2 separate regions of the Homo sapiens genome follow, and region 2 is linked to region 1. A link is an interaction called in ENCODE POLR2A ChIA-PET data of the cell type or tissue named here. Cell type or tissue: A673. All regions are shown on one strand. Links, peaks and the distances in the headings refer to the core of each region. The heading gives the core; the rest is flanking DNA. Region 1 has its middle 10 kb from the start of JUN. Region 2 overlaps HOOK1 (hook microtubule tethering protein 1).

Region 1 (4,408 bases), core at 409-4,408:
TCAAGAACCATATTTTTCACCTATATTGTTCCAAGAAACAGAAATCCTGGTGACCTTGGGTCTCTTACTCAGTGCACACCCCTACGTCTACATCAAGGACCCTGAGGACTGAATTAGTTATCAGAAGGTTCTTTGATGTGCACAGCATCTGAGCAAAGGTAATCAGATAGTCTCCTGGGATATTTTGTCCATGCCGCAGCAATGTCTAATGAACTCTCCTTGCCTCTCTGCAAACTCCCCCTCTCTGGAGAGAACGAACACTTCTGTGCTGAGAAGCCCTGAGAGTTTCTTGCTATACAAACTTCTTTCATGTACATCACTAAAAAACATTGTTTGATGATTGCCTCATTATTGCTTCAAACAATTGTGTTACCAGATGACCAATACAGTTATTGCCTTCTTAGGTTGTAGGTACTCACTGGTCCCCTGGACAGAATTTGAATATTTCCCAAATATCCTGAGGATTGTACATTCATCACCTTGGGCTGATGACTAATCTCTTCCAGGGTGTATTGATTGATCTTAGGTTCATGCTTGAAGGGGGAAACTTTTCCTGATATTATGTTATCCTGGAGAAAAATGGGCAGGCATCTGAATTGTTCTATTATTGACCATTCTACCAGTTAAGATGTGTGCAGGGGCCAGCAACAGAACATGCAACGTAAACCAGAAGACCAGCTATGAAACAAGTCCACGAGTGGCTAATGTAGTGGCTTAATGACATAATCACGGGTTCAGGTGCCTCCTATCTTTTCATTTCACCATTCTCAGTGTGTCAAGGAAGTTTCTTGTGAGCACTCAAGATACCTGCAGCATTTCCGGCATCATAAGTCAACACAATAGTCACCAGCAATGCAGGAATGTTTACTATCATCTTTCTGTTTTTATTAACAAGAGAAACTTTCCTAGCGGCTCCCCACCTCCACCCCAGTAGACTTGCCCTTTTGTCCCATTGGACAGGAGCAGGTCATATTCCTAGACTCAAAATCATTCATGACTAGGAAATGAACCCACCATGATTGCTTGTACTTTGCCATCTCCTACCTCCTTGAACTTAAGCGAGAGGACTTCTGACTTGCATCAGCCAATGAAATGCAAACAATGGTGACATATCACACCAAGATAGGACGCCTTGAGAGCAACTACAAGATTCAACATCTTCCCTTTTCTTTGCCTTGGCAACTGTGGACACACAGGAATGCAATGTCCATCAGCCTGTGTCCTTAAACGATAGTGATGTGGACAGAGTCCACTCTCCTCTCCCACAACTCCTGACCACCAGCATACCCACAGTGACCATTTAGCATGAGCAAAATCCCCCAAGAATTTGTTGCTTTAAGGCACTGAATTTGAGGGTTGCTTGTTCTTATAGCATTACCTAGTATATTCTAACTCTAGTAGGAACCAACAGTAGGAACGATATCCTCTGGTAGGAACCAATAATGCTTGCTACAAGCATAATAAAAACCGACACGTATATAATATTTATAATAGATACCATTTGCTACATGTCTCCTATGTAGCAGGCATTGTGTTAGGACTTCCAGGGTTGGTGTTAAGGGGAAATGGAGCATCAGGTCTTGTTCAACTTTAGGAAATAAGTGACTTGTAGAAGCTCAAGCTGAATCCAACTCTTCCTGACTCCAAAGAACTGGCTTTGTCCACACAGGACCTTGCTCTTGAATAGTACTGCCATGTAAATTTCTATCTCATTGAACTCTGCAACTTCTCTGCCACACAGGCACTGTTATTTCATTTTGTATATGAGGAACTGAGATTTAGAGAAAAAAACTATCTTGCCAAACTTCAGAGCTAGAAAGACACTAGAGCCTCTGCCCTTCCCACTGTTCCTCACTGCACTTCTGAACAAACACATCAGGAATTGAGGTATTATGAGTTAGGGGAGAGAATTGAGGTATTATGACTCAGAGGCATGCAGATTTTGGAGTGAAGTGCCCCTGCGTTAAATCTAGCCTCTGCCACTTGTAGCTGGGGAGCATGGAGCCAGTCCCTTACCATTGATTGCTAATCCTCAATTTCTTTCTTTGCAAAAATGAGGCCAATCATGGCTGCCACAGAAGGTTGTTGGGAGGAACATACATCTAAAGCACTTATATACAGCAGGCACAGAATAATTAGCTAGTTTTTACTGTCGACTTGTTAATTTAAGAAAAAAAAATCAGGAATACAATCAGGAATACATACACACACATACACACACACACACACACAGCTGAAATAAAAACATTTCCCATTAAGATTCAACGAGGTCTCACAGGGCCTACTTCTTGGTCATATAAGGGCTGGCAGGTCCTCTCTGTGGGCTGGAGAAAAGTTTTGTTTCCCCAGCTGCACTCACGGGGGAATACTCTGCAGGCACTGCATTGTGAACCTGTTTGGCTTGGCTCAGAGGCCTGTCAGCACATTCAGGAAGTGAAGTCAGAAAGAGGCAGGATTTCAAACAGAGCCAGCTGCACACAAATGCCCAGGCAGTGAAATGCCTTATTCGAGCAGGGTGCCTATCAGCCTGGCTTGCCCTAGGTGCTGTCAAAGAAGCCTCTGAGAGTGGCTCTGTGCCAGAAAAGGAAGAAGCAATCACCAGCACCCAGGCTAAGGCCATAGCTTCCACAACAAGGTGGCCTGGGGGCTGTGCAGGGGTCATCTCAGCCAGTCTCCTGCCTTAGGCTCTCTGAGCTTGCTCTAAACCTGAGCTCTCTGAACTTGCTAGGTGGAGGGCCTAATGTTTATCTCCTGGGAGTATTGAAGTCAAGGTGTGAGATTGGGAGAAGAGATGAGGGAAAGGACAGCAAAATGAAGGAATGGGTTACCAGTGTTGGGGAGGGGAGGGAGAGAACTGGATGAAGTGCCTGAGAGGATATGGAATCCTGAGAAAGAACCATGCTGCCACTCTCCAGCCATATTCGCATGCCGAGGAAACAGCATAGTGGCTAAGATCTGAATTCTAATATCAACCTCGAGCTGTCAGTGGGAAAATATTTCACTTGTCTAAGCCTCAGTTGCATTCACTGTGAAATGGAGATAATATAATATCTACTCCCATTGTGTTGCTGTAACGATTAAATAGGTCAATATATGTAAAAGAGCTTACTTAACCTAGTGCCAGCAAATCATAAATGTATCAGTTAGAATTCCATGGTTGCAAGAGGCAGGAAACTTAGTTTAAATGGAAAGGATTTTTATTGAAATATATCAGTCAAAAACCATCATAGATGTAGCTCCAGACATGGCTATATACAGGGTTCAAATGGTATCATCAGGCTTTGATTTCTGTCTGTCACTCAGCTTGCTCTGGAAAGTGTTAGCTTCATCTTCAGTCTCCATGTGGTAGTGTCCAGAAAGTCCCAACTCTCCATCCATAGGGGTCAGAGGGCTACAGCAATTTCTCACAGCCTCCCAGAATTATGCTTCATTGATCTAATTGGGTCACATACACATCCCTGAACCAATCAGTATGGCCAAGGGGTGAAGTGGGATATATTGACCAGCTTAAGTGTAGGTCAAGTGCCCACCTCTGAAACCAAGGTTGTGGAGTCATTCAAAGCACATGGCCAGACAGGGAGGAAAGAGGGTATCTTCAAAGGAAAATCAGGATCTAGGAGGGAGTAGATACTGGGGGGATCAAAAGAAAATGTCAACTACCAGAGCTCATCCATTTAGTGATTATTGTTGCTGTTATTATTATCAAACCTTGCAGACCAGGCTAGAGGTATCTACTGCCTTTCTAAAATTGGGTCACAATGCATTACTCATTATTTACTTTTTGGTCTCTCAATGGGCAATTCTGGTCAATGTCTTCTTAAAGTCTTATCTTAGGAAAGTGAATATCGGGCCAGGCGCAGTGGCTTGCACCTGTAATCCCAGCACTTTGGGAGGCCGAAGTGGGTGGATCATGAGGTCAAGAGATCGAGACCAGCCTGGCCAACATGGTGAAACCTCGTCTGTACTAAACATACAAAAATTAGCTGGGTGTGGTGGTGCACACCTGTAGTCCCAGCTACTCAGGAGGCTGAGGCAGGAGAATTGCTTGAACCAGGGAGTCGGAGGTTGCAGTGAGCTGAGATCTTGCCACTGCACTCCAGCCTGGCAGCAGGGCGAGACTCCGTCTAAAAAAAAAAAAAAAGAAAAGAAAAGAAAAGAAAACGTGGTTCCTTCAGGGGGAGGGGACAAGGTAGGAGGGGAGGCCACAGGGGCAGGTGGTTCCAGATAGTATGTGGTTTAACTTGCCATATCGGAATATAGTACCCTCAAGTCGTCAACAAACTGAGCAGCCAGATGATGGTGAGCAAAGAAAACCCAGGTTTTTTCTGAAAATCACACTAGTTCATTCTTTTTTTTTTTTTTTGGATAACCAAAGTAGTTTTGGTTTTTTTTTTTAATTATTATACTT
Region 2 (4,408 bases), core at 409-4,408, 1.1 Mb before region 1:
ATCATTTGACAGCCTTATTCATCGAAAAAATAAACTTCAAATTTTCCTCAATACATAAGTTAATCTCAACATAGACATCACTGCCATACGTACACACCCTTAACCTTAAAAAGAAAAGGAATTTTAATCTTAGAGCAAGTGCTTAACATTGAAGATCATTTGCAAATTGGTCTGTGGTTTTACTTTATAATCACTAGGACATTTAATTCCTTATCAAATAGACAAATGCTGAATATCTCTTCATTGGTATATGTACTCAAGCCTCCCTTATAACACAGATGTGTATAAATCATGGTTCAAGATGAAATGTTTATAATGCTTTACCACCCACAGGGTGTCAACTCACTACATTAACCAGATGTGGAAAAGAATCTCACTTCTGATCAGTTCCTGAATTTCTGTATGATTAATCACAATAATACAGAACTTTAAATTACATTAGTCTTATATAAATACTTACATATCAAACGTTTTGAATCCTACTTATCAACTAGAAAAGTGATAAATCAGAAATTTCCTTTTTCTCTATTAAGAAAAATGAATCTAGCCTTATGTCCTTATTCAGAAATTGCATGATTTAGAAGTTCCAAGTATAATGATCTGATCTGTGAAAACACTAATTTATTAAAGTTAATGTTTTACAATAAATTCCTTTAAAACGGAGTTTGAAGGGCTTGTAAAATCTCAATCATAAGCAAGTAGAAACACCAAAGGGGCAGATGTCTTCGCTGACTAAAATATGTCAAAATGCCATAATATTTAGAAAATGTTAAATACCATGCTAAAATATTTTCAAAGGCTTATTTTATTTTACCAGAAGTCACAGGCAAGCAGACACTACAAGAATATATGAAAATGAAACTCAACAATATAACTGTATCAAAATCTAAGAGGTAGTCAACAGAAGTAACCCTGATAGAACAACATATCCTGACAGGTGCTCCCTAATCTCGGAGATGCAAATGCAGTACGAAATTCTTGTATTTTCAGTAAAAAGTTACCAGGCAAGAATCTAAAAACCAGGTATCTAAAAAATAATAATACTGTAAATGGAACAATACTCACACTGTATTTGCAAAGAAAGTCTATGAATAAAATTTAGACCACAGCTCTACAGCATGCAAGCCAAATCTGGCCTACCGCCTGTCTTTGTAAATAAAGTTTTACTGAAATACAACTATGCCCATTTTGTTTATATATTGTGTATGGCTGCTTTAACTCTATAATGGCAGAGTTGAGTACTTGCAACAAAGATCATGTAGGCCACAAAGCCTAAGACATTTACTAAAGTATTTACTCTTTGTCCATTCACAGAAAGTTTGCAGACCCCTGGTCTAAACACACTGCTGATAGGTATGTATGTTGAACAGCACTGAAATGATTAACTATGGTTGTCACAGCATAAGGTATTCAACTGTATGGAATGTAAGATGCTAATTATGTCACAATTCAGTTCCTTTTTATATCTGAAATAGTCCTAACATTTTTCTTCTTTTTGTGGTCTAACATCTAATATCAAATAGTATTTCCAAGTTACTATAAAAAGATTATGGTACTATCCAATAGAACTTTCTGCAATGATGGAAATATTCTATAGCTGCCCTGTCCAATATGGTACCCACTAGCCACATGTGGCTATTGAGCATCTGAAATGTGGCTGGTGCAACCAAGAGACTGAGTTTATAATTAATTAAATTTAAATTGTCATATATGGCTCATGGCTATGATATACGACAGCACATATTTAACACAACTAAAATTCAAAAGTGCTAACTTTTAAAAATGACCCCAAAAGTTCAAAAGTAACACCTCTGAAAATAAGAGCTTTGGGCAGAAACGAACTGAATACCACAAACTGAGCCCAAGATAAACTCCTTAATAAGTAAACAAAATCAAACTGATCCCACCTTGTTTCATCACTGCAACATCCCTTTTCAATGAAGCAAAATTATTATATGATACAATTTTTCAGCAGAAGCTAAATACAACTTTATGCTTAAAAGCAATAACTGAAATCTTCATTAATTACCTTAAAAAGTATATAGACATTTCACAAAAAGTATATATATATATATATATATATATATATATATATATATAGCTTGCTTTCCATCAGAAAGTCACCTATTACAAATGTCAGTTTATTTCTTATGCTTAACATTTTAAACATGATGTCCAGAAGCCCTTATTTGCCATAGGTACAAATTAGAACTATGAGATTAGATTTTCAGAATATGCAAAATTTCCAATTAGTCAATTTTATTATTCCAAAGTCATTCCAATTGTCAGATCTTCCAAATGTTGTATCTTCCATGACATGACAAGGTAGAGGTACACATTCAATGGAAGAATTAGGGGACAGAAGTAAAGCCTTGTATATATTAAGTCAAAGAAATCACCCTTGCATAGTTCTCCATGTCCCTGCCTCAAGACTGTTTTCATATAAATCAACAAAAAACAAAAAAAGATTAAACAAATCCAATTAATGTTCTAAGATTAAGTATTACTGAATAGCTATTGAAAATTAATTAAGTTACTAATACAACTGAAAACATTTAACTAAAATATACAAGGCCAATTTGAAATTATAATACTCTCAAAAGACAAATGTTTGTTTGAAATGTGTGTATAACTGCATCTCCAATTATTCAAATGTGCTCCCTCAGAGAGATGGCTAATTCTATAATTTGTTTTTAAAGTCAACTGGCAAAATTAATTTGATGCATGTTGATTTTAAAATACCTGATATCCCGCATCATAAACTCTTTTTCAATCTGGTAGTTAGTTGAAAGGTACAAAATATTTTAAGGACACTTCTATTTTATGTGGTTTTTTTGTTTTGTTTTGTTTTTTTTGCAGTTTAATCAGATGTTGTAGCAGGGACTTTAACAGAGAGATTTCTTCTGGTGTTGGTGATGTGCCGTTGCTGCGCTAAGAAAGACCGCGCAGGAGTGCACGCACCAGTGTCACTGCAGGCACCACCGCCGCTCACAAGTCTAGATTCCATCCCCAGTTTCTGGAATGCTAGACTCTGAAAAAAAAAAACATATATTTTTTATTTAACATGACTAAACAGAGTTTGCCGAGTGCTTCTCACATAAAGACACTTAATCCTTAAAACCAACCTATAAAGCTAAGGCTTTCCTCATTTTTATAGAAAATAAGGGTTCAGAAGCTGATTAATCTATGAAATGGTAATGCTAGTAAGAAGGCACAAAATCCATTTTCTCTATTTAATCACTAAATTTAAAATTATTTAAAACAGTAACTTAAAAGAATGGCCTGGAATTAGACTTAATTATAAAAATTTTTGTGTTTGGGCCATCACCGTACCACCTATGAGCAGACATGTCACAACAGAATGGCTTAGATCAAAGGTTCTTGAAGGGTGGTCCCCGGATTAACAAGATTAGCATCCCTGGGAATTTGTTAAAAATACAAATTTAGGGGCCTTACCCAGACCTACTGAATCAGAAGTTCTGCCAGTGCGTCTAGCAATTTGTGTTTTAACAAGTCTTCTGAGGCAAGTTAATGTTTAAGAACCACCAGTATAGATTAAATTTACTATAGTCTATCTCAATATTGATACCTGATAAATTACCATATTTTGGCTGTTGAGTTTCTTATAAGGGAAGTCATTACTCTCCCACTAGACCACATAACACAATTTTACTGAACTTAGCATCACTAGTAACTAGTACAGTACATGGATATTAGATGCTCAACAAATATAGGCTGAAAAAAATGAATCAATCATGGACTACCTGGCTACAATATCTTCACTGATTTATGTATCAAGAGGTCATGGAAGAACAAATAAATAATACACAGTCACTGATCTCAACTAGGATGACTGACTCATGAGAGAAAGTTCTGAGAATACCTCACACATAATTTCCTTCAGGGCCCTTTAAGCAATATTTTACCCAACAGAAGAAAGGAAAGAGCTCAGATGAAAAGCATGGTGTCATGAAAGCATGAGCCATGTTTCAGGAAGAATAACTAGTGCTTTCTGGTGGAGCACAGCATTCACACATGGGAAGTTTATAAAGTGATATGCCTTTGTATAAATAAGAGATAAAAGTAGATAATAGCCTATTCTGGCTGACTAGAATAATGCAAAAGAACCATATACATCATGAAATGCTACTCTTGAAAATATCCTACTGATACTACCAATGACAAAATAAAACACATTTCAAACTATGCTATTTTCTCCTTGGTAGTACAAAGAGACAAATAGGAAGAGTAACCCCTGGATAAAAAAAATAAAGTAATAAATACAGTAAAGGACACACTGAGGCTTTAGAGGATGTTAAAATAAATACTGAGTAACTAGAAGCATTTAATTTTGCATTACACAGATCTTCATATTTCTTCAGAAACCTTTTATGGGCAAAAATTGAGT

What was found. Peaks named below come from ENCODE experiments on the same cell type or tissue, not always from the same donor. Only the 100,000 strongest peaks of a DNase experiment are listed, where the experiment ranks them.
Region 2: POLR2A ChIA-PET joins it to region 1 with 5 read pairs; 1 of 35 experiments calls an interaction of 5 or more read pairs at or near these places.

Annotation. Positions count from the first base shown.
Region 1 is chr1:58,771,604-58,776,011 of GRCh38, reverse strand. No RefSeq gene overlaps it. Among named protein-coding and RNA genes, the nearest start is that of JUN, 10 kb to the left of the region's middle. RefSeq lists enhancers at 1,808-1,867, 2,499-2,698. In A673, for the core only: no CTCF peak of the experiment used is centred there; a DNase peak (open chromatin) is centred at 2,431.
Region 2 is chr1:59,871,418-59,875,825 of GRCh38, reverse strand. HOOK1 (hook microtubule tethering protein 1) reads right to left here. Exons shown (of 22, transcript NM_015888.6): 22 at 1-3,031. The coding sequence ends at 2,861. Among named protein-coding and RNA genes, the nearest start is that of CYP2J2, 53 kb to the left of the region's middle. In A673, for the core only: no CTCF peak of the experiment used is centred there; no DNase peak of the experiment used is centred there; H3K27ac peaks cover 576 bases.